3 separate regions of the Mus musculus genome follow, and regions 2 and 3 are each linked to region 1. A link is a loop called in an ENCODE intact Hi-C map of the cell type or tissue named here. Cell type or tissue: left cerebral cortex. All regions are shown on one strand.

What was found. Peaks named below come from ENCODE experiments on the same cell type or tissue, not always from the same donor. Only the 100,000 strongest peaks of a DNase experiment are listed, where the experiment ranks them.
Region 2: a loop joins it to region 1, with 2.4 times the contacts of the local background. A loop is called at or near these places in 4 of 42 quality-filtered maps.
Region 3: a loop joins it to region 1, with 2.5 times the contacts of the local background. A loop is called at or near these places in 8 of 42 quality-filtered maps.

What each region holds. Positions count from the first base shown.
Region 1 is chr19:6,136,896-6,144,895 of GRCm38, forward strand. It overlaps Arl2 (ADP-ribosylation factor-like 2), which reads right to left and starts at 4,242. Exons shown (of 5, transcript NM_019722.3): 1 at 4,142-4,242; 2 at 835-945; 3 at 583-745. The coding sequence starts at 4,206. LOC115489019 (a long non-coding RNA gene) reads left to right here. Exons shown (of 3, transcript XR_003952891.1): 3 at 2,735-5,019. In left cerebral cortex, CTCF peaks have their summits at 4,374 (motif pointing left) and 4,686 (motif pointing left); DNase peaks (open chromatin) are centred at 2,153, 4,057, 4,284 and 4,648; H3K4me3 peaks cover 2,334 bases; H3K27ac peaks cover 2,455 bases.
Region 2 is chr19:6,214,356-6,222,355 of GRCm38, forward strand. Majin (membrane anchored junction protein) reads left to right here. Exons shown (of 11, transcript NM_001165919.2): 8 at 791-854; 9 at 7,318-7,390. Among named protein-coding and RNA genes, the nearest start is that of Gpha2, 8.0 kb to the right of the region's middle. In left cerebral cortex, no CTCF peak of the experiment used is centred here; no DNase peak of the experiment used is centred here.
Region 3 is chr19:6,328,527-6,336,526 of GRCm38, forward strand. It overlaps Men1 (multiple endocrine neoplasia 1), which reads left to right and starts at 6,487. Exons shown (of 10, transcript NM_001168489.1): 1 at 6,487-6,556; 2 at 6,919-7,379. The coding sequence starts at 6,935. In left cerebral cortex, CTCF peaks have their summits at 3,318 (motif pointing left) and 6,250; DNase peaks (open chromatin) are centred at 3,314, 6,406 and 6,947; H3K4me3 peaks cover 1,849 bases; H3K27ac peaks cover 1,608 bases.

The DNA of each region.
Region 1 (8,000 bases):
ACACCCACCCTCACCCTGCTGCCAAACAAACCCAAAACAACAAACAAAACAACAAACAGAAGCCCTGCCCAGATAAATAAGAAGCCAATAATGAAGGAGTGCGGTGGTATACACCTGGAATGATGTGTGGCACACACATCATTTGGCAAGTAGAGGCAGGTGGATCAGGAGTTCAGGGACAGTGTCAGCCAGTTGAGGCCAGCCTGAGATACAGAGTAAAACTGTTGTCAACAAGACAAGTCTTTTGGTCCAGACAAGAAATGGCAAGATTAGCCTAATTATTACTTTAGGAATGTGGAAGTTAAGGCTCAGAGCGGTCATGTGTCTTCCTGAACCCACACAACAAGGTTCGGTTCCTGTGCAAGCTTCACTGCCTCCCTGAGCTTGGCCCTAGCCTTGCGGCAGCCCTGCAACAATGAGACCGAGACTCAGTGGCGAATCAGTAAAGGCAGAGATGTGCATCCAAGTCTCAGCCTGGGGCCCAGTGAGAGAACGGACCCACTCCCTCCCCAAGTGCCCCAGTAAATCCTGGCACTTGTGGCGGGTGTCTGGCCTAGCTGCAGGTGGAAGCCTGGGGCACACCTCCTCCACCAGTAGGCTCTGCAGCTCTCGCTGACAGTCCTGCATGCGCTGGCGGTCGGCGCTGTCCACCACCCAGATGAGGCCATCCGTGCTCTCAAAGTAGTTCCTCCAGTAGGAGCGCAGAGACTTCTGGCCACCTACATCCCAGATGTTCAGCTTGAATCTGGGAAGGAAGGGGCGATGAAGGTCAGGCTGCTCCTGCCCTCCCAGCCTCCTCCCAGCCCCACAATGGCCCTCGGTGACCCTACTCACCCGCGGTGCTCCAGGGTCTTGATGTTGAAGCCCAGTGTCGGGGAGATGGTGTCCACGTCTTCTCCATTGAACTTCTTGAGGATGGTTGTTTTGCCAGCGTTGTCCAAGCCACTGGGGCACAAAGGCTAAGGAGAGGTCTCTGAGTTCTGTTGGAGGACATGTCATCACACTACCACCCTCCTAGGGACTAGTACTTTCCTACTGTATGTAGAAGCAAGTTGAGCACGTGCCTGACCCATAACTGGCTTGAGATAAATGTAGAAGTATGAAAATGGAATTCTATCATGTTGACCAACTCAAAATAACTTAATTTACGCATCAAATATTGAGTGCCTATTAAGTGCCAGGCCCCCTCTGATGTTGGGGGACAAACTCATCACCCTTATGAAGCTTAAACACTAGCAAAAGTCTAAGTAATGGGGCTGGAGAGATGGCTCAGCAGTAAAGAGCACATGTTGCTCTTATAGAAGACCTGGGTTCAGTTCCCAGCATCCACCTGGTGGTTCACAACCAAATGCTGACCTCTGTGGGCACCAGCCACTCACCCCAGTGTACAGACAAAGTTCTCACATCCATAAATAAGTGTTAAAAAATTAAAGACTAGGGCTGGTGAGATGGCTCAGTGGGTAAGAGCACCCGACTGCTCTTCCGAAGGTCCGGAGTTCAAATCCCAGCAACCACATGGTGGCTCACAACCATCCGTAAGGAGATCTGACGCCCTCTTCTGGAGTGTCTGAAGACAGCTACAGTGTACTTACATATAATAAATAAATAAATCTTTAAAAAAAAAAAATTAAAGACTAAATAAAGCAGAAGAGAAGGTTGGGTACTTGGAACCAGTGAAGGACATTCCTGGAAGGAATGGCTTTCAACTTAAGATACCAGACAAGGCTCTGTGGGGTCTTGAGGCCCAAAACAGATGGGCCCAGCCTTCTGAAGGACCAAGTAAAGGGCAAGTATCTAGAGGTGGCAACCACCTTCATCTGTCTCTGGAATGATCCACAGCCTCCGTTGCAGAGAACAAGCCAATAGGTGAGCTCAACCGCAGGTGAGACTGTGGGGCAGCCAAAGCCTGAGCGGAGGGGAGAAGGGACAGGCTCTACATTTAGGACCTCTTCCTACTCACTTGACTCTGGCTCTGTGACTCCCACCTTTGAGAGGCACGGGTGAATACCTTCCACCTTCTGCAGCCCAACTCTCACCTTGGAAAGCCAGCAGATTGTCTTGTCAATCCAACAACATCCACTCTTCCATCCCTTCTCCTCTCATCACCAAACTCTCGCCTCACGCCTCGAGTGCTGCGCACTACTGCAGCAGAACCTGTCTCCACCCACTCCCCCACCATCTGCTGAGTCGGCCACAGCTTCCTCTGGGGTGCATCCTGGGAACAGGTGTTATACTCCATTGTACCAACTTCCATCTTTTGGCTTGTATTGTTTTTGTTTGTTTGTTTGTTTTCTTTTGTTTTGTTTTTTTTGTCTGGAACTCTATGTAACGCAAACTGGCCTCAAACTTGTCAAAGTTCTCCAGCCTCTGCCTCTTGAGTGCCAGAACTACAGGCATGTAACACCATGTTGGACTTTTCCTGCATTTTGGTTTTTTTTTTTTTTGAGACAAGGTCTATGTAGCCTTGGCCGGCCTGGAACTTGCTCTGTAGACCGGGTTGGACTCAAGCCCGTAGATTCACCTGCCTTTACCTTCTGAACGCTGGCATTCGAGGTGTTCGATACCATGCTCATTTTTTGTTTGCTTAGAATATTTTGAGTTTTTGCCTACACGAGGACCTCAGGACTGAAGTTACACAAGGCTGTGAAGCACCAAGTGGGTACTGGGCACTGAACCCCTGTTCCCTGGTTCTTCACCACTGCACCAGTTTTACTTAGCCTCTTGCTTTCTACAGGTCTACTGTTAGCAGACTGGCTCCTGATGCTTCCTGAAGCCTCACTTTGCCAGGTAGGTCTCCGAAGACCCCCTTACTGCTCTCCACTGGCCGGGTGGCCCAGCTTCTGCTCTGCTCCGGGCGCTGCTGCTCTTTCCTTGGCCCTCTCCCAGACCCCATCCTGTTACCCTCATCTGACTTCACACAAGCGTCTACACCTGGGTCTCAGCACTCCCCAGCTGGGCCATCCCATGATCGTTTCTAGGCTGATGGCTGCTACCTACCTGCCCAACAGTCAGGGTTGGTGTCTTCCCAGGGACATGCGTCTCTCATCTCAGCAAGTGGCTCCTTGTCCTTCTGAACACTCTGGCCAGAGACCAGTTCATGCTTGGCTACATCTCCCTCATTGTCTTCTCCCATTCAGCAGCAAGTCATAATACTCTCCTACTACCACCATGGTCTAAGCCACCATCCTGTGCTCCCTTCATAGTCCAGCTGCCTAAATGGCCCCAGCCCATGGGCTCTCCCTCTCTCCAGCTCTTTCCTTCTCAACCTTTCTTGAACATGCCTGTCTTATCCTCCTCCAGGGCCTTCGCACTTGCAGGTCCTCTGCTTACGTTTTCCCAGCTCTCTCTACCTCCTTGTGGACTCTATTCTTCTCATCCTACACTACATATCTTACTTGCTTTATCAATTTTTTCTCCCCTTTCATCACAGAATATCTGAAATGAAGCCTTTTTCGCTTCCCTGTTTTACCGAATTCCCTAACATAGGTGCTTGGAGGTCATCTAATGAGTGTCTTTCTCAGAATTGTCTAAAACACGCACGAGTGGTAAAGTTCTACGTGCACATTAAATTTCCTTTTCTCCCTCTGCTACTTTGTGGATCGCAGATGCCTAGGTGGCCCGGCACAGTGCAAGACGGGTGATGCAGGTGCCAGTTAATGCGGTGAAAGGTCGCTGGTGGCCTTAAGTGACAGCGGGACCTGTGGCCAACCGAGTCCACGCCTACTCGCAGGAGCCTAGGCGGTCCTCGAGACCCTGGGATTCCGACCCTAAGGGAAGCGCCAAGGCCTACACCCGTAGATGAAGGGGAGGGGGTCAGCGCCAGGGAGGAGCAGGGCCCACGCTCGGGCCAGCCCGAGGCAGCGTGACGTCCGAGTCACCACCACTGCGTCGCGCCTCGCAGTGATACTGGAGTCCCAAGTCTAGGCCGGGCCTTGAGACCACCGGGCTGCCTTCTGCACGCCAACCCCCACCCCGCAGAGTGGTACGGCCCTCCCCGGCCCCGCGCCGAGCAGTGGTAGCGCCGCGTGCGTGACGCACCACCGGCAATAGGTACCCACGGCGGCCGCGCCCCCCCACGCCCGGCTCCGCCCACCCGGCGGGCCCCGCTACCCTCGCGACCGCTCTAGCGCTCGGAGGATACAGCATGAGCAGCCGCAGCTCTCGCTCTTTCTGCTTCATCTTCTTCAGAATGGTCAGAAGCCCCATGATCCCGTAGCCCCCTCCCGGCCGCCGTTTCTTCTAGTCCCGGGACCCCGCTCCCGTCTCCTATTGGCCAGCCTGGCGCTTGTGGCCGCCCTCGTTGTCACGTGACCACAGGAGTGCAGGGCGTCGCCCCCTAGAGGCGCTGCGGCGACTTTGAAGCCTGCTGCGTTAACCCTTGTCGGGAAGGCAGAGGGTTGGTGGGGACAAGGGAGAAGTCCCTAAGCCTTCCGACTCCGAGGCCTCGGTCGGATGCCAGACAGAGGCTGACTTTCTCGAGCAGTATCTCGTCTGGGTAGGGAGTAGCCGCGAAGAGATTCTGAGCTAGGAGTCGGAATCTGGTTCCACAAAGAGCTGACGAATCATCCGGGGACTGTAATACGGTTCCCACCAGTGCATCTTGTGACTTCCATTCATTTACCAGTGACGGAAAACCGTTGGTCCTGGTCCGGGACTCTGTCGGAAATGGCTCTGTGCGTTCACTTGAGGATGATGACTCCCCCTAGGGGCCATTTCTAAATGTGCGGACAGTATGGCCTCCTTGGGTTGTTTAGAGTTCCAAGCTCCCCGCAATGCAGGGACCAGACCCGCACAAAGGATTGAGTGCTATCTAGGACCCTATCAGGTTGAGACGCTCTATCCCAACTGTTAGGATAAAACTGGCAGGGCAGAGCCTGTCTCAAAAAACAACGATAAAAAACCTGAAGCCCACCTGGTGCTTAGCCTCATGGCTGCTGGCATGTACTAGCTGTACAATCAGATTATCTTCAGTAAATGACTTTGACAAGAGTTCTTTAAAAAAAATTTTTTTTTCTTTGCTGGTTGTGTTGGCACATATCTTTAATTCCAATGCCTGGGTGGCATAGACAAGTGGATCTCTGTGAGTTTGAGGGCAGCCTGGTCTGTATATATATTGAGGACAGAAAGGGCTACACATCTGAGACCCTGTCTCAAAACAATCATCATTGTTGTGTGTAAACTCTGTATGTGTGTGTGTGTGTGTGTGTGTGTGCGCGCGCGCGTGTCTGCACATACCACTGGAGATCAGAGGACAACTTTGTGGAGCTGATTCTCACACTTTTTTTTTAAGATTAATTTATATGTAAGTACACTGTAGCTGTCTTCAGACCCCTTAGAAGAGGGCATCAGATCTCATTATAGGTTGTTGTGAGCCACCGGTGTGGTTGCTGAGATTTGAACTCAGGTTAAGAGCAGTCAGTGCTCTTAACCGCTGAGCCATCTCTCCAGCCCCGATTGTCGCACTTTTATGTGGGTTCCAGGCAGGGAATTTAGCATCAGACTTTCTCAGCAAGTTTTTTTTTTTTTTTTTTTTTTTTTTTTTTTTTTTTTTTAATTGGTGAGATTTCTCACTGGCCCAAAGAGTTAGTTTCTCTTTTTTTGTTTTTTGTTTGTTTTTGCTTTTTCCGAGACAGGGGTTTTCTCTGTGTAGGTTTTTCTCTCTTTCTTTCTGGCTGTCCTGGAACTCACTCTGTAGACCAGGCTGGCCTCGAACTCAGAAACCCGCCTGCCTCTGCGTCCCAAGTGCTGGGATTAAAGGCATGCGCCACCACTACCGGGCAGAGCTAGGGTTCTATTTAATTGTAACCATATATGTGTTCTTGAATGTGTGCACATATGCGTGTTTGTGCATGCATGGGTGCATGTGTGCGTGTGTGGGTTCCTCCACAAGGAAAATTGTACTGAGACTTTTTGTTTTTTTTAAAAAAACATAGAAGTCTTATGGGAATATGGTTTTGTTTTACTCCCAGGTGTGGGGAATGGGGCTGCTTCACAGCAGGTGATTGTGATTTGTCTCAGGCTCTAGCAGGGCGTGGTTTTGCCAGCTGTAAATAGTTTCTGCATGTATGTGATGCTTGGAATTCTGGATACTTTTCAGAGGTGTATAAACTGCCCAAAAGTGGGTTGTTAGTTGTTATTGGCAGGTTGCTATAGTCGTACACAAAGAGACAACAACAATAACAACAATAAATTAGATATTGTGATGTCAAAGATCAAACTTGCCCCCAAGGAACTCAACATACCTAATCAGCAGGAAATAATCTATAACATTGCCTTCTTTCCTACCTCTGATTTTAATTTGGGATTTCTTTCTCTCTCCTTCCTTCCTTCCTATCCCATTTTATCTTTTACCTAGTGTTAGGGGATTGAAAAGGTGGAAAAAGAAGGGTGGAAGAAAAAACCCACAAAGTAGCCAAAGTCTGGCTACAGAAATAAATAAATAGGGGCCTAGAGAGATGGCTCAATGGCTAAGAGCACTGACTGCTCTTCCAGAGGTCCTGAGTTCAATTCACAGCAACCACATGGTGGCTCACAACCATCTGTAATGGGATTCAATGCCCTCTTCTTTTTATTTTTTTTAAAGATTTATTTATTATATCTAAGTACACTGATGGTTGTGAGCCACCATGTGGTTGCTGGGATTTGAACTCATGACCTTTAGAAGAGCAGTCAGTGCTCTTACCTGCTGAGCCATCTCTCCAGCCCCCCTGGTGCTCTCTTCTGGTGTGTCTGAAGACAGCTACAGTGTACTCACATAAATAAAAATGATACATCTTTAAAATAAAAAAATGTGTTGATTTTTTTTTTAAATGTGTTCTTTTGAGTGCTGGGACTTAAGGTGTGTGCCACCACTGCCTAGCTAAATGTAATAGTCTGGTGTAGCTGTGGTGGTTTGAATATGCTTAGCTCAGGCACTGACACTATTAGGAAATGTGACCTTGTTAGAGGAAGAGTGTCATTGTCGGGGTGGACTTTGAGCTCCTCCTCCTAGATGCCTGAAAGTCAGTCCTCTCTTTGTCACCTTTGGAACAAGATGTAGAACTCTCAGCTCCTCCAGTACCATGCCTGCCTGGATGCTGCCATGCTTCTCGCCATGATGATAATGGACAGAACCTCAGAACTTGTAAGTCAGTTGTCCTTTATATGAGTTGTCTTGATCATGGTGTCTCATCACAGCAAAGGAAACCCTAAGTCAGCAGGTCTTCACTCTCTGAGTGGCTGAGGATGGACCTTGAGCCTGGGTCCTGAATCCTCCTCCACGGTGCTGGGATTGGAGGCATCCTTTACCACATTCCAGTTGGCTATAAGAATTTCAAAACACAAAACAAATCAATTTAACCAAATCTCCACAGTTGTGAGAGCTGCCTTCTTCCAGAGGAGGACTCCTTAAGTAGGCTGTGACATACGGCTGAGTTCCTAAGGCCCTGTGCAGAGGGTTCGGTTGACCCAAGGAAGGAAACAACTGAGCTTGGCTTTCGCTGGATCCCATGGCTGGTGCCTGCTAAGGCTAGAAGGTGGCTTGATCCGGGACTGTAGGGCTAGCAGGGAGACAGAGACTCCTCCCAAAACTATAAATGAGTAAAGCAAGTGTCCCCTTCCAAAGAGCCGCTCCTCTCCCGTCACCTTCGAAGGCAGTAGTGAACATAACCAACTTTTTTTTCTGGAACAGAAATGAAAACTACTAGGACCCAGGGACCCTTTCTTAAGTGAAAATTGCTAATCGTTAAGCATTAGAAGTCCATTGAAATATTTGTACCCGTTTTTTATATCTAAACATTTCAAAGGTGACTTTAGATACATTTTCTATTTCATTCTTCTTAGCACTGTAATGCTGTCTACAGCATTACATACCACCTTGAACGTCTGATCTCTTCTGGACTTGGAAGCTAAGCAGGGTCAGGTCTGCTTAGTCCTTGGATGGGAGAACTCGGAGGACAGGTTTGCACAGTGCTGGAGTTCATAGACTAAAGCCTCTGCTCAGCCACCAGCACCTAAGTCTA
Region 2 (8,000 bases), 77 kb after region 1:
TGAGTTCGAGGCCAGCCTGGTCTACAAAGTGAGTTCCAGGACAGCCAGGGCTACACAGAGAAACCCTGTCTCGAAAAACAAAAAAAAAAAAAACAAAAAAAAACAAAACAAAAAAAAAAACAAACCTTGTCTTAAAAACAAATGTAGTGTGCATGAATTGTTAGAGGGAATGTGAGCACATTTCAACATGCCAAAGTTGCTGCTGCAGAGGCGACTTGTGTTTTTTTTTGATCCTCTGTCAGTAGGAAAATTAGTCACGAAGACAATCTAGTCATTCTTGCCGTCCCTGGGAGGCCACCTGGAATAATCCAAGGTGTGGTTTGCTTCCCAGCACAAGACGCTTTCATGTCAGTGAAGGTAGGATACAAAGGGGCTGACTCTGCTTTTTGGATGGACATACAGTGACAGGTAGGGAGTTCATGCCAAGCCATGTGAAATGTGATCACATTTGAGGTGTAAAACTTGGTTTTATTTTATTTAACTGATTTTCCTACAGAGATGAGGCCCTATAATCTCCCCTGGGTTTTGATGTACAACTGAACATTTCATAGTCCGATACCTCTTTCCATCACATTTACTGTGTCTCAAACATACCTTTAAATGTCTCCAATTGAAATTCTATTGTGAATTAAAGCAACCAAAGAAAACCTTGCCACACAATTTACCCTGCCAGCCAGGAGTCGTATACAAATAGCCAATTGGCTGAGATACTCATTTGGGCTCCATTTGCTTGAAAGTGGTGATGCTGCCACAGCAGTGGCATTCTCTGGGCTTTCCTCCTCCCCTTCAGGGCCAAGATGGAGACTTCTAGTGAAGCTTCCAGCAACAAGAAGCCTCTGAAGGAGAGCAAGAGGGTAAGCATCAAGATGGGAGCTTTGAGGCTCTGAGGGCCCCTTCTCTGTTACAGGCTGGGCTCCTGTTACCCGCTCTGCTTGGTCCTTGCTGCACACTGAACTCATTCTTGGGTTTCATTCTCTGCAGAATGACATTCAACTATTCTGCACTTGTCACTGTCCCCAAAGTAGTTGGATAATGAACACACGCGTGGATCTTTTCATGTTGACAGTCTTTTCAACTTAACTGCTCGTGTTTTATAATTTAAAAATAGGTCTGAATTGAATGGGTGTGAGATCCGAAGTAGAATCTTCACTGTAGAAAAGTTTTTGCCTTAATCTACATTGGCGTTTGATCTGGGCATGTCTGGTTTTAGCAGGTGAGGGGGCCATGTATCAACACTAGACGTAGGTGGGGAGTGGAGGTGCACACCTGTAACTCTAGCACTCTGGCCATGGCAGCAAGATGGCTAGAGTGTGAGGCCTGCCTAACTACACTGTAGGTTTCAGGTCAGCAGGGCTGTGGAGTGAGACTGGGGGTGGGGGTGGGGCTGTGAAGTGATGTCTTCAGGACCCAACGGTCAGTGTATTCATAACCTCACAGCAGCCAAGCTGAGCCAAGTTAAACCCAGACAAGATCTAGGCAGTTATCACCCCTTCATGGAAGGGGAAGGGCACTCAAGCTCAACCCCTAACTAAGGTGCTGGCAGATCATGAACTGCTTGGGGAAGAGAAGTCATTTTGTGCCAGGGTGTAGCCACTGGTAAGCTGCCATGGCCTAGTGAATAACCCTACACACATACACATGCAGGTAACTCTATGTTGTGGGTCCAAAAAGCGGGGGGGGGGGGGGGGGAAGGAAGTGATCCAGTGTAGTATTTACACGGATAGAATGCTGAAAGGTATATTTTTAAATTACTTTGTAGAAGAATTCAGGAAGCTGGTCACCATGGTGGCACATGCTTTTATCTCGGCATTTAGGAGTCAGAGGCAGGATCTGAGCTTTCTGATTTATGGTCAGCCTGTGCTCTATAGAGTCCCAAGGCCAGCCAGGGCCTCACAGTAAGACCTTGTCTCTAAAATAAACAGAGGGTTGAGAGATGGCTCAGCAGTTAGGAGCATTCGCTGCTCTTGCAGAAGACCTGAGTTCAGTTTCCAGTATCCATGTTGGGCAGCACACAACTGCCTGTAACTCCAGCTCCAGAGGGTCCAATACCCTATTCTGGACTCTGTGAGCACCTGCGTGCACACACACACACAGACACACACACACACACACACACACACACACACACACACACATACACACACACGAGTGAGATGGCTCATTTGTCAAAGGAACCTACTGCCAAGCCTGATGACGTGGCTTCCATCCCCAGCACCCACAATGTGGAAAAAAAGATCTGACCAACCTGAGAGATTCAGACTTCTATGCATATGCCATGACAGAAGCACACCCTCATGTAGGCAATTTTTTGTAGCCTACTTTAATAAGGGTTCAACCTTCCCTCTAGCCCAGCACCCACCAGAGGTAGTGGGAAAGAAAGGTTATTAGGATATAGGGAAAGGAAGTGCACTTGTTTAGAAATAGTTCTTTAGGGTGATTCCAATCTTTGTTGTTCTCAGTCCAGTCCACTAGCAAACACCAAACACTAATCAGCAGCTTCAGTCCAGTCCACTCAGCAGACACCACACATGAATCTGCAAGGGCAGTTCAGTCCAGAAGAAACGTCGAGACTGGCCAATCGGCCCAAGTCCATGGAAGTGGCAAGAAGCTGCAGGAACCTCAGGAGAAGTTCTTTGATAAGTTTCTCTCTATGAAGTCACCACAGGCAAAGCTCAGCAATGCAGTGTCAGGCGAATCAAGGCATGCATGTCGTCAGTGAAGACTAGGGGCGAAGCAGAGTGAGCAGTGCTTGAGCTCCCGCTGTCTGTGGGGTCAGATTTACGCCCTTTCTAAATATCAGGTGTCCTTTCAGGTGTCTGCTTCAGCAGAGCATCATTATAACCTAACTGAGTCTCCAAAGAAACCAGACATTTCCACTTTACCCTCATGCACCTCACATTCCGACATCCACATAAATATGTAGTTAATCCCGGGCATGATTGCCTGTGCCCTTAATTCTAACACTTGGGAGGCAGAGGCAGGCAGATCACTGTCAGTTCAAGGCCCGACAGAGCTACATAGACTCTGCCCCTATTGCCTGAAATTTAAAAAGTAGCTAAAAGGTTGAAGAGATGGGTCAGTGGTTAAGATCATTACTGCTCTCCAGCAGTTCTGAACATTAAGGGCAGGCAGCTCACAGCTGCCAGTAACACCAGCTCCAGAGAGCTTCCCTGCCCACAGAGACCTCTGTCTCCTGTGGGTACTGCTCACACACATGCACACACACTCCACACACACACACACACACACACACACACACACACACACACACACATGTAATTCAAAGTAAAATAAATTCTTTAAGTTATAAAAAAAGAGAGAGAGAGAGAGAGAGAGAAAACTAACAAAGCCTCCAAAACAGGGCCAGGCTGTCACAGCGATGTGACTTTACTTGATTTATTTGATGGTTTGTTTCTTCATTTAAATGTTCACATACTGGCCACATCTCCATTTTAAGTGCTGATAGTTGTCTTCAAAGTGACACATTTTAGCCAGGCAATGGTGGTGCATGACTTTAATCCCAGCACTCAGTGGGCAGAGCTACATAGAGAAACTCTGTCTCAGCCCCATCTCCCCCCACCAAAAGAAAGTGGCAAACATTATTTCCTCCCCCTTTTAAATATCTTGTAACTATTATATGTGCCTTATAGATATTTTTAAATTTTTTTCTTTGTGTCTCCAAAGTAGTTCTGATCCTAAGTTCCAGGTACTAACAGCTCCCACCTTGGACTTCCCAGGACCCACAACATAGTCAGTGAAGAAGCAAAGAAGTACCGTATGCATTTGTGTTTAGTATGTGCCAAGTACTCAGGCTGTCGAGCCTCTAAAGCCCCCAGGAATGTCAGGCCAGGCAATCAGATAGCTGTGTGCCTCCAGGAAGCACAGGCTACCTAGAAAACATAAAGAGGTCATGAGGGGAAAGTCCCCTGGGAAAGCTGAGGCCCTTGAAGAGCCCAGGCCAAGAGAGAAGAATTCAACACTTTTTATGCCTGGAGGCCAATGCATCAGGAACTCAGTGCTGGGAATTGTTATTGGACAGATTAGCAGGGACTAGACAGTGATCGGCCTTAAGTCCACCAGGATCTCGGGAATGACCTAAAACCTTCTGGAGTAAAGTGCTAAAACAACCTCACTTCTAATCTTTTGTCACATGGTTAAGGCATGTTGTGTGCCTGGACACCCAACACACATGTAAAACCTGACTGCTTATTTCCAGGAGTTTATCAAGCACTTGACTGTGCCCTTGGGAATATAGACTTCTGCCTCTGAGAACAGGGTTAGAAGATGGAGTTTTGTGTCAGCCCCACAGCACACCGAGTATTTTTGAGCCAGGAGCTGTTTCCTCTACACTCTCAGCCTCTGGAAGTCAAGAAGAGAACTGAGAAAGTACAAGAGGGGTACATGAAGCTCTGGAGAACAAAGTGCTCTACAAGCAAGATAATTGCTACAAAGGAGCATTCCCCTCGCACTACCCTCCGTACCTTCCTATTCTTAGTTTGACACATCATCTCCTGCAAGAACAGTACCCGCAGCTTCTTACTCAACACAATTACCTTTTCATCTCAGCTCTGGGCTGAGGAAAGCTGAGCAAAGGAGCATGTTTATTGATTTTCACTCGACGCCCAGAGACAGCCTCCATCACAGACCCTGTTCCTGCAAAGGATTTCTCCTAAATTAATGTAACCACAGTGACTCTCAGTGCAAGCCACTTGAGCTGGAAGAATTGAATCTGTTCCTATGGCTCCGTGCTTGGCATCCTCCCACCCCTTTGAAGAAAGTTTGGGTTATAGGAGCACATACAGCCAGGGAGGACCGTGCATGTCTGAACACATTGAAAAGCTTTAGCAGGGAACGTGTGAGAAGAATGCAGTACCTGTCTCCTGAGCTCTGTTTGGGGAAGAATAGGAAGGGAGACCCTTTTCTTTTTTGTTCTTTCGGATCCCAGACCTAAAGAGCCAGACTACGAAAGGGTCACAAAGATAGTAGAGAACAGATAAATGACCCGATGTGGACCAGACTACTCAGTGTATTCTCACCTCTGCTCCACTTTTAAGCAGGTCTGATTCTGAACTGTCAGTGGCTTTCAAGGTGTGACAGCCTGATGGCCCTCCTCAGTGGCAGCACAGTCTTCCTCAGCTGTCTCTCCTCTCTGTAGTTTGTGCCTGTACACTAAGCTACCCTTTTTTGTGAGAGGAGTTGCCTTGTTTCTGGGATGGCCTTTGCCATCTGACCACTTATACCCAGCCCTCATAAATGCTGGACTCTTCAGTGTTCCCTGCAGCGAGATGTAAGTCCAGAATCAGAGTTTCATTAAGTCTCTAAGAATTACCCTTTCAGCCGGGCGTGGTGGCGCACGCCTTTAATCCCGCACTCGGGAGGCAGAGGCAGGCGGATTTCTGAGTTCCAGGCTAACCTGGTCTACAAAGTGAGTTCCAGGACAGCCGGGGCTATACAGAGAAACCCTGTCTCAAAAACAACAAAACAAAACAAAACAAAACAAAAACAAAAAAAGGAAAAAAAAAAAGAAACCCTGTCTCAAAAAAACAAACAAACAAACAAAAAAACAAAAACAAAAAAGAATTACCCTTTCAAAAAATTAGAGCTAGGCCCTTGCTGTCTAGGAGGGTAAGAAAGGCTTTCTTCCTCCTGTAGCTCTCTCTCATCTGTAGGAACAGGACCCTGGGCATGCCATAGATACCAATGGGAAGAGTTTGTGAAGATACTCAGAAAGGTCTACCGTTATAACTTGAAATGTATGCTTGGAATAAGGGCCAGTGCTGACTTCCTAGGGACCTAGTGCAACTCTGTCTCCCCAGTCCCTTATACAAACTCTTCACCAGAAGCACACTGAAGAGCACCCATGCTGCTGTGCAGTCAGGCCCTCAGGCTGTACTGGGTGAGGACAGGCCAACTGTTAGAGAGTCCAAAGAAAATGTACGCTTGTTTCTGACCAACAGAGCATTTACTGGAAATGTGGACCTGGAACCAGGTTGTATGCTATCCTCTTCAAGGTACAAAGGAATTTCTACAAAGAATGGCACATGGAGAGATAGAAGATTGCATGGTATCATACATGCTTTTCCTCTATCATGTTTCCACCATGCCTGGCTCTAGCCATTCTTTTTGTTTGTTTGTTTTGTTTTGTTTTGTTTTTTGAGGCAGGGTTTCTCTGTGTAGCCCTGGTTGTCCTGGAACTCATTCTGTAGACCAGGCTGGCCTCAAACTCAGAAATCTGCCTGCCTCTGCCTCTGCCTCCCAAGTGCTGGGATTAAAGGCATGCACCAACTGCCTGGCTCTAGCCATTCTGATACATTCTAGCCATTGTATTTACTCAGTAATGGTACTGTGCCCTTTTCAGCAGGTCCCTGCCCAGGAAGCCCTGCTCTCCCTGACCAGCTTCTCACCCTAATTATGACAAAATCTCATTCATCTGTCAAGGCTCTACCCAAATGTCACTGTCCCTGTGAAGTTCTTCCTTAACAACTGTCACCTACTTTGCAACCATAGCACTACAGACTCATGGGGGCAGCCTCACCACATTGGCTTGTGGTACAGTCGTGCTGCATGGACTGTACCAAAATGACATCTGGGTCGTCTAGTTTCAGCACCAGAAGGCACTTAGCAATAGGGATAGAGGAAAACCCAGGTGGGCTTGTTCCGAGCTCCTGCTTCATATGGTTTTAGAGGGTCTACGTTAGGAAGCTGGAGTGACCAAGAATAGAAGGAAGTATAGGACTTGCTTGGTCAATCAGAAGCCAGTAGCACCCTGATCACAGGCCATACAGGATGAAGTCTTAAGATTTTATCCTTAAAAACAAAAAAGAAAAAAAGACAGACAGGCAGACTTGGGGGAGGGGCGCTATGCTTTTAATCCCAGCACTGGGGAGGCAGAGACAGGTGGATCTCTGTGAGTTTGAGGCCGTCCTAGTCTACAGAGAGTTTCAGGACAGCCAGGACTACACAAAGAAACCCTATTGAGAGAGAGAGAGAGAGAGAGAGAGAGAGAGAGAGAGAGAGAGAGAGAGAAAGGGAGGAGAGAAGAGAAGAGAAGAGAAGAGAAGAGAAGAGAAGAGAAGAGAAGAGAAGAGAAGAGAAGAGAAGAGAAGAAATTGATTTTATCCTTGGTCTTTTCTGTTTGTTTTATTTTGTTTTTTGTTGTTGTTTTGGTTTGGTTTTTGTTTGTTTGGTTTTGTTTTTCAAGACAGGGTTTCTCTGTGTAGCCCTGGCTGTCCTGGAGCTCACTTTGTAGACCAGGCTGGCCTCCAACTCAGAAATCCACCTGCCTCTGCCTCCTGAGTGTTTTGTTTTTTTTAACAGAGCACGGACGAAGAAGCCCAGCAGGAATATCAGGACACCCCAGCTTCTAATGCCATTGCTGTCAAGGAACAGGGTAAGTTTGGGGAGATTCTTGCTTGTTTTTGTTCTTTGAGACAAGTTCTTGCTTCTTGAACCTCCTCCTGCCTTAACCTCCTGCACTCTGAAATTACAGGCAGGAGCCACCATGTCCAGCCACCCCCTGCTTCTGACATTGAACTCAGTAGCCCAGAAATTCCAAAACATTTCCTAATAAAGTGGAAGGTTTCAAAGGAAAGCTGGAAGGGGTATGGCCCCTTCTGTGCAGCTGAGGAACTATCTCTGGGAAGCACTTTCTCTTTACCTGTACCTGGGGCATCAGCACTGAGATCGAAGGGGCAGAGGCTGGAGCTGGAGCTCAGTTGGTAAAATACTGAATTTACTTGCACAAAGTCCAGGGACAACCCCTAGCACTTCCCCAAAACAGCCAAGGTACACACCTGCAGTCCTAGAACTCCAGTGGTTTACTAAAAACCAAGTTAGAGGCTGGCCTGGGCTGCATAAAATTTTGTCTCGAAAACAAATAAATAAACTCAAGGTATAGACAGATGCTCTGCCTGGTCTAGGGATGCCCGTAGAGGAATAACCTTCCAGCATTCTGATCTGTTACCCCGAGTAAGGACACGGAGTGGGATGCAGTTATCCAG
Region 3 (8,000 bases), 190 kb after region 1:
AACTCAGAAATCCGCCTGCCTCTGCCTCCTGAGTGCTGGGATTAAAGGTGTGTGCCACCACGCCCGGCTCCTCATGACTCTTAAGTGGGTTCCAGGAATCAGAGTTAGGTCCTCAGGCTTTTGTCTGACAAGTGCTTTTACCCAGCGAAATGTCTTAGCTAGCAATTAGTTACAGGTTTTGAAAAGTCAATTTTCGGGGTTGGCAAGATGGCTCAGTGGTTAAGAGTGCCGACTACTCTTCCGAAGGTCCCGATTTCAAATCCCAGCAACCATGTGGTGGCTCACAACCATCTGTAACAAAATCTGATGCCCTCTTCTGGAGTGTCTGAAGACAGCTACAGTGTACTTACATATAATAAACAAATAAATCTTTTTTAAAAAAAGTCAAATTTTCCAATTCTTTGCTTATTTTTCAAAATAGAGTTTCTCTGTGTAGCCTGGATGTCCTGGAACAGGCTCTGTAGATCTGTTTGGTCTCAAGCTCAGAGATCCACCAACCTCTGTTTCCAGAGTGCTAGGATTAAAGACATGCACTACACTGCTCAGCAATTTTTCCAGTCTTTACATACAAAAAAGTTCTTTTTAGCTGGGCAGTGGTGGCGCATGCCTTTAATCCCAGCACTCGGGAGGCAGAGCCAGGCAGATTTCTGAGTTCGAGGCCAGCCTGGTCTACAGAGTGAGTTCCAGGACAGCCAGGGCTACACAGAGAAACCCTGTCTTGAAAAACCAAAAAAGTTCTTTTTATCTTATGTATGTGGATATTTTGCCTGTGTGTGTGTGTGTGTGTGCCTGTGTGTGTGTGTGCCTCTGTGTGTGCCTGTGTGTGTGTGTGCCTCTGTGTGTGCCTGTGTGTGTGTGTGTGTGTGTGCCTGTGTGTGTGTGTGTGTGTGTGTGTGTGTGCCTGTGTGTGTGTGTGTGTGCCTGTGTGTGTGTGTGTGTGTGTGTGCCTGTGTGTGTGTGTGTGTGTGTGTGTGTGTGTGTGGTGTGTGTGTGTTGTGTGTGTGTACCTGTGTGTGTGCCTATGTGTGTGTGTGTGCCTCTGTGTGTGTGTGTGTGTGTGTGTGTGCCTGTGTGTGTGTGTGTGTGTGTGTGTGTGTGCGAGCATCATGTACATTTACTGTGCTTGTGGTTCAGGCATTGGGTCTTCTGGAACTTTTTCTTATTTTAGATTTAAAAAATTTTTATATATATATATATAAAATCTGTGCACCACATGCATGCATGGTGCCCTCCCAGGTCCAAAGGGAGCATCAGATCCCCTGGAAACAGAATTACAGACTGATGTGAGCCCCTTTGTGGGTTCTGGGAATCTAAATTGGGTACTCTGCAAGGACCACTGAACCATCTCTCCAGCCTGAGAACTGAGTCTCAAAAGTTGTCCTCTGACCTTGGCATGTGTCCTCTGTGGCATGAATGCCTTTCATAAATAAGTGTTAGAAGAAGGAAGAGGAGGAAGATGGAGAAGAAGGTGGCGGCGGCAGTGGTGGCTATACTTAAAGCAGTTGCCTGTCTGTGGAGTATGTTCCCCTAACTGGGCTGCCTTGTCTGGCCTCAGTGGAGAGGATGCTCCTAGCTCTACAGAGACTTGATGTGCCGGAGGCGGGGGGGGGGGGGGGGGAGGATACCCGAATAGGGGGCTCTAACCTCCCAAAGGAGAAGAGGGGAGAGGCAGACTGTGTGAAGGGGAGAACTGAGAAGGGGAAGCAGAGATTGGCATATAAAGTGAATAAATTAAAATTTTAAAAGAAGAAAGGAGCAAGAGGAGGAGACAATGACATGGAACCCCCTAGCAATATGTTTCGTCATCACTGGGGGAGGGGGGGCTGCTGCCGCCCACACAAGAGACTAGGATAATTCTGTGTGACTCTGAATTATTATTTCACAGGACCGAGTTGTTAGGGTGTCCACCCCAAGGAGGGAGGATCTAGACAGATAAAAGGCTCCTAGGAGTCCAGCTTGGGAAGATAAAGGAGTATAGCCCCGTTCTCTCTCTTCCAGGCTGACCATTTATTTATTACTCTTCTTTGCAGAGAGGTGTTTTGAGACATGGTTTTCTGTGTAGCCCTGGCCATCCTGGAACTCTGTAGACCAGATTTGCTGGGGACTCTGAGATTCTCCTGACTCTGTCTCTGAAGCCCTGGGATTAAAGGTGTGCACCCCACTCCTGCCTGGCTTTCTTTGCTACCCTTGAAGGCTTAGTTGTTTTTGTTTTTTGTTTGTTTTGTTTTTGGTTTTGTTTTGTTTTTGAGACAGAGTTTCTCTGTGTAGCCCTGGCTGTCCTGGAACTCACTCTGTAGAGCAGGCTGGCCTCGAACTCAGAAATCTGCCTGCCTCTGCCTCCCAAGTGCAGAATTAAAGGCGTGTGCCACCATGCCCGGCTAAAGGCTTTGTTTTAACTGGACTAAGTCTTAGGAGTCCTCTCCATGAGCTCAGCCTCCAGGCCTGGCCAGAGACCGAGGCTGCTCTGTGCCATGCTCCTTGTCTTCGTGCACCGTCTCTGCAGAACAATGTGGAACCAAGTCATGGGGGCTTCCTACCTGCTCCTGACAACATTTTGGGGATGCCATCTTCAGAGGAGTTGAAAACCTTGTGGATTCTGCCAGCTCTTTTGAGGTCTAACCACCAAGGCATAGTATCTGTTGGTCCAGAAATACCCTTCTCTCTGGGCCTCCTTTTTAACAGTATCAGTTTGGGAACACTTAGATTGGCATCTGCATTGTAGTTCCTCTCTCCAGTTTCCCTTGGTCTATAACAGCAATAACCCTTAACAACAGGCACACTGTGCCATGGCTTAAGACATCTTGCTTCATAGAAAACCTGTTAGTCATTCCCACGACTGATTCAAACTTACAACCTTCAGCTGCTGCACGCCAAGCATAGCATCGACAGCTGCTTCTAACCGACAGGACTTCCTTTAGAAAGTGGGAAGTCGGTTGGGCAGTGGTGCACAACTTTAATCTCAGTACTAGGGAGGCAGAGGCAGGTGGATTTCTGAGTCCAGGTCTATAGAGTGACTTCCAGGACTACACAGAGGAAACCCTGTCTCAGGGAAAAGAAAAAGAAAGAAAGTGAAAAGTTTGTGCTCATTCACTTCTGACAGCCGGTGTCTGAGAGGTGATATTCAGCGCCATCCTGGCTGACCACCTAGGCGATACGACGGATAAAAGCTGCATGAAGTAACTTTCAAGAATATGGGCCACTCAAGAGCAGCTACAATTGCCCAAAGTTTCCAACACCCTGCCCACAAAACACCGATTTTAAAAGGCTTGAAGTTCAGAGCAGAATCAATGCAAACCTGAGTTCAGAGCGCCACCTAGTGTAACAGCTGTAGAAGAGCATACAGATTCTGACCACAAAAGACCAACGTATTTTGGGAAAGTCAGTTTCGGTGCCCATCCCATGTTCTTTCCAGGACTCAGATGTGACTGGTTTGCTGAATCTGACAAACAGGCCCGCTAAATGATCTTCTGCAGTACTGTGGAGCTATTCTAGGGCTGGCTGTCGTGGCGCATTCTGTGGTTGCCGCTCTGTAGTTGGAGACTGGAGGATCAGGAGGTCAAGGTCATCCTCCGCTGCACAGCAAGTCTGAGGCCAGGTCATAGGACTCCTCCTACAGGACTGATGAACCCTTGTCTCAAAGGCAAACGAAGAGGCTTGAGAGATAGCCCTGGCTTCTGTGCCCCTTGCTTGTTGCTTCATTGTCAGCTCTCCTATCACACTGTCATAAGGTGACAAATTCAAAGGGACCCACGCCAGAACTGCCGTTGTGAGCTAAAGAAACTCATTGTCTTTATACAAGTATTCAGCTTTAAGTCTGGGACAGAAGTGAAATGGTGGGCTGGTACATCATTTGGAAATAGGTTGTAAGCACTGTGAGCCTTGATTACCTACGTACCATGTTAGGATAGACTAGAGACCTCCCTGGATTCATACATTCAAGCTCTTTTATAATAAATTAGGGGGCTGGAAAGATGGCTCACAGGTTAAGAGCACTGGCTGCTCTTCCAGAGGTTCTGAGTTCAATTCCCAGCAACCACTGGTGGCTCACGACCATCTTAATCTGATGCCCCTCTCTGGTGTGACAGCAACAGTGTATTTACATAAAACAAATAAATCTTTAAGGAATAAAAAATTATACATAAATAAAAAATAATTAGTATTTTAATTTTTAAGTCTGTTTTTGTTTTGTCTTGTTTTGGGTTTTTTGTTTTGTTTTTTTGTTTTTTGGTTTTTCAAGATAGGGTTTCTCTGTATAGCCCTGGCTGTCCTGGAACTCATTCTGTAGACCAGGCTGGCCTCAAACTCAGAAATCTGCCTGCCTCTGCCTCCCAAGGCATGTGCCACCATGCCTAGCAATTTTTTTTTTTTAGTAATTTTTTTTATTGAAGTTTATGTGTACGGGTGTTTTGCCTGCATGTATGCCTGTGTTCCACATGTATCATGGAAGCTAAAAGAGGACATTGGATTCTGTGATATCTGATTTACAGACAGTTGTGAGCCACCACCGGAACCTCTGGAAGAGCAGTCAGTGCTCTTAACAGCTGAGCCCTTTCTCCAGCCCCAATTTTTGTGTTTGTTTTCTGAGACAGGATCTCACTATGTAGCCGTGGCTGGCCTGGAACTTGTTTGCAGAGTACTAGGATTAAAGGTATGCATCACCATGACCAGCCCCTCTTCAAAAGAATAATATATAGTTTATTCTAAAGCCAAATTTGAGTAACCATGGTCCAGGAATACAAATTTAGGTTAATCCAAACTCCATGTTCCAATATGACAGCAATTTCTTAGCTTTACAGAACAAAGAAACTTAAAAATCAAAGAAACTTTAAAATGCATGGGTAGATGTAGCTGGATGGTGATGGCTCACACCTTTAACCCCAGCACTCAGGCAGAGACAATCAGATCTCTCTGAGTTTGAGGCCAGCCTGGTCTACAGAGTGAATTCCAAGACATCCATGGCTACACAGAAAAACCCTGTCTCTAAAAACAAAAAACAAAACAGACAAACAAACAACCAAAAAAGAAAGAAAGAAAGAAAGAAAGAAAGAAAGAAAGAAAGGAAGGAAGAAAGGAAGAAAGAAAGAAAGGAAGAGGTTCTGCTTGTATATGTGTGTGGTGTCTTTACACCTGTGTAAGGAGCTGCTCAGATGTGGAAAACAGAAAGATCACATATCCTTCTTTATGACTCTCTCTGTCTTCTTCCCTTTACACAGGCTCTCTCTCTGAACCTGCAGCTAGGTCGTTAGGCAGGAAGTCCCAAGACCCTCCTCCCTTTAACCCCCACACTGACCCCATTCCCCATCCATGCCCTATAATGCTAGGATTCCAAACGTATAAGTGAATTCTGGGTATTTGAACTCAGGTCCTCCTACTGGTACAACAAAAGGCTCTCAGCTGCTACATCATCTCCTCAGCTTCATCTATTGAGGTCTTGGTCTCAGACAAAAAGACTTCGTTTTGGAAACAGGGTCATTACAGACTTCGTGAATTAAGATGAGGTCATGAAGCCTTGTGGGAGGGGTGGTGCCATGTGGACTGGTGGTGAACATCTATAATCCCAGCATGGTGGAGGCTGAGGCAGGAATATTGTGAGTCTGTGGCCAGTCTGAACTAAAAAGCAAGATCCTGTCTAAGGTAAAACTGACCTTGAACTTCCTGATTTTTTTTTTCTTTTCTTTCCTTAATTTTATTTTACCTATGTGTGTGCATAAGGTGCCTGCTTGGAGCCTGCAGAGGACAGCAGAGAACATTGGACCTCCTAAAGTGGGGCTAAAGACCCAGTTGTGAGCAAACATGTACATACTGGGAACGCAGGGTCCTGAGCCAGAGCCGCCAGGGCTCTTAACTCTGAGTCATCTCTGAAGTCCACCCTGAGTTCCTTGCCTCTAATTTCAAGGACTGGTATTGGATCATAGACCAGTCTTGCCTTGAGCTCACCAAAATCCTTCTGCCTCCGCCGTACTGTGTTCAGCCTTGCATTCTTTTTAGGTGTGGATGTTTCGTCTGCCTTTTTATGTGTGTGCACCAAGTCAAGCTTGGTGGAGGTCAGAGAAAAGCATGGGTCCTCTGGAAGTGGAGTTACAGATGGTGAGCCACAATGTGGGTGTGGGGACCTAAACTTGATCCCAGGTCCTTTGCAAAAGCAACAAGTGCTCTGAACAGCTGAACCAGGTCTCCAGCCTCCTTGTAGTGTTTTAGAGCAACAGTTTCCCTCACATCTTAAACTGGCCATAATACACACTGCAGGGGCGCTACTGCGCCTGAGTTTAATCCTAGGACTACAATCTCCCAGAAGTCACGGAGGAACTTCTTCTGGCGTGATCCTAGATGACCAATCGTTGAGGAGCTCAGCTTACCCGCCCTGGAGCAGCAGGACTACTTCTTCCATAAGCCATTGCGGGTTTGGCTGTCATTTTCAGATTTAGAGAGGGCCGGGTGAGCAAGGACTCCCCATTTCCCAGCAGGCAGTGCGGCCATAGGAGGCGCGGGACTTCATTTCCCAGCAGGCTTCAGGCGGCGGGCGCCGCGGTGCCTTGTGTGGGATGTAAGCGCGGAGGTGGGCGCGGGGGACCGAAGCCGGGACTCTCCTTGGGACTTGTGGGAGGCTGGTTTGGGTTTGCCTTCTGGACAGGCTCCAGAGGGCCGGGTAGAGATTGTAGGGACTGGAGGGGCGGCCTTTGAGGGTCCCCAATAGGTCTTTGGGAGCAGCCTCATCGGGGCTGGGGGTCCCGGAATTGTAAGGAACTAGAAGGCCCTATATAGCCTTGGTTGAAGGGTCTCAGAAACCGAGCCGCCGCCCGTGAGCACAGGACGAAGCGGCTGGCGAAGCAGAATTGTGGCGGAGGGTAGAGCCTTAGCCGAGCCTGGGAGGGGGCTCTCTCGCCGAGCCCGACCCTCCCTCCCTCGGCTCGCCCGCAGGCCACCGCCCGCCGCCATGGGGCTGAAGGCCGCCCAGAAGACGCTGTTCCCTCTGCGCTCTATCGACGACGTGGTGCGCCTGTTTGCTGCAGAGCTGGGCCGAGAGGAGCCTGACCTGGTGCTCCTGTCCTTGGTCCTGGGCTTCGTGGAGCATTTCCTGGCTGTCAACCGTGTCATCCCCACCAACGTGCCGGAGCTCACCTTCCAGCCCAGCCCCGCACCCGACCCTCCTGGTGGCCTCACCTACTTCCCGGTGGCCGACCTATCCATCATTGCTGCCCTCTATGCCCGATTCACCGCTCAGATCCGCGGCGCTGTGGACCTCTCCCTCTATCCTCGAGAGGGAGGTGTTTCTAGTCGCGAACTGGTAAAAAAGGTCTCGGATGTCATATGGAACAGCCTCAGCCGCTCCTACTTCAAGGACCGGGCCCACATCCAGTCCCTCTTCAGCTTCATCACAGGTTGGAGTCAGACAGGTGGTCAGGAGAGCAAATGAGTGTTGTCTTACCTCTTCTCATGTCTGAACAATATGGCTTATAGCCCTTTTGAGACTTGTAAACCTTGTGTGGTGGGGCAGGTATTATTTCTCCTTCGCAGTTGTGGAAAGAGAATTCTGAAGAGGGGAATGTCAGAATGACAGGGCTGAGACTGGAACCTGGTCATTTGGTGCCAGCTTTTACTCCCCAGTCTTTCAACAGTCCCAGCCCTGCCATTGAATAGCCAGAGGGATCTGGCAGCCCAACATATGGGGAAAGAAGGTGGTAGCAGACTGGGGAGGTAGGACAAATGGGTGGGTACATTTGAGACAATTAAGATTATACCTTTGAAAATATTTTGAAAGGAAGCACGGGCTTGACTAAGGACAAAGTGCTTCAGCTCTCCGTGCAATGTACTGAGCAAGCATCTGAGGCCTCTTGTGAGCTTTGAGGAAAAAAGTGCAGAGATAAATCAGAACATGAAGAAGGGAGGGGTGGGGGTTCGTGGGGTCATGGGCTTGCTCTCCTTGACACAGTCTGATAGCTGTACAATAGACACTGGGTTAAGTCATTATGTTAACAGAAGTACTTGGTGTAGAAAAGGGA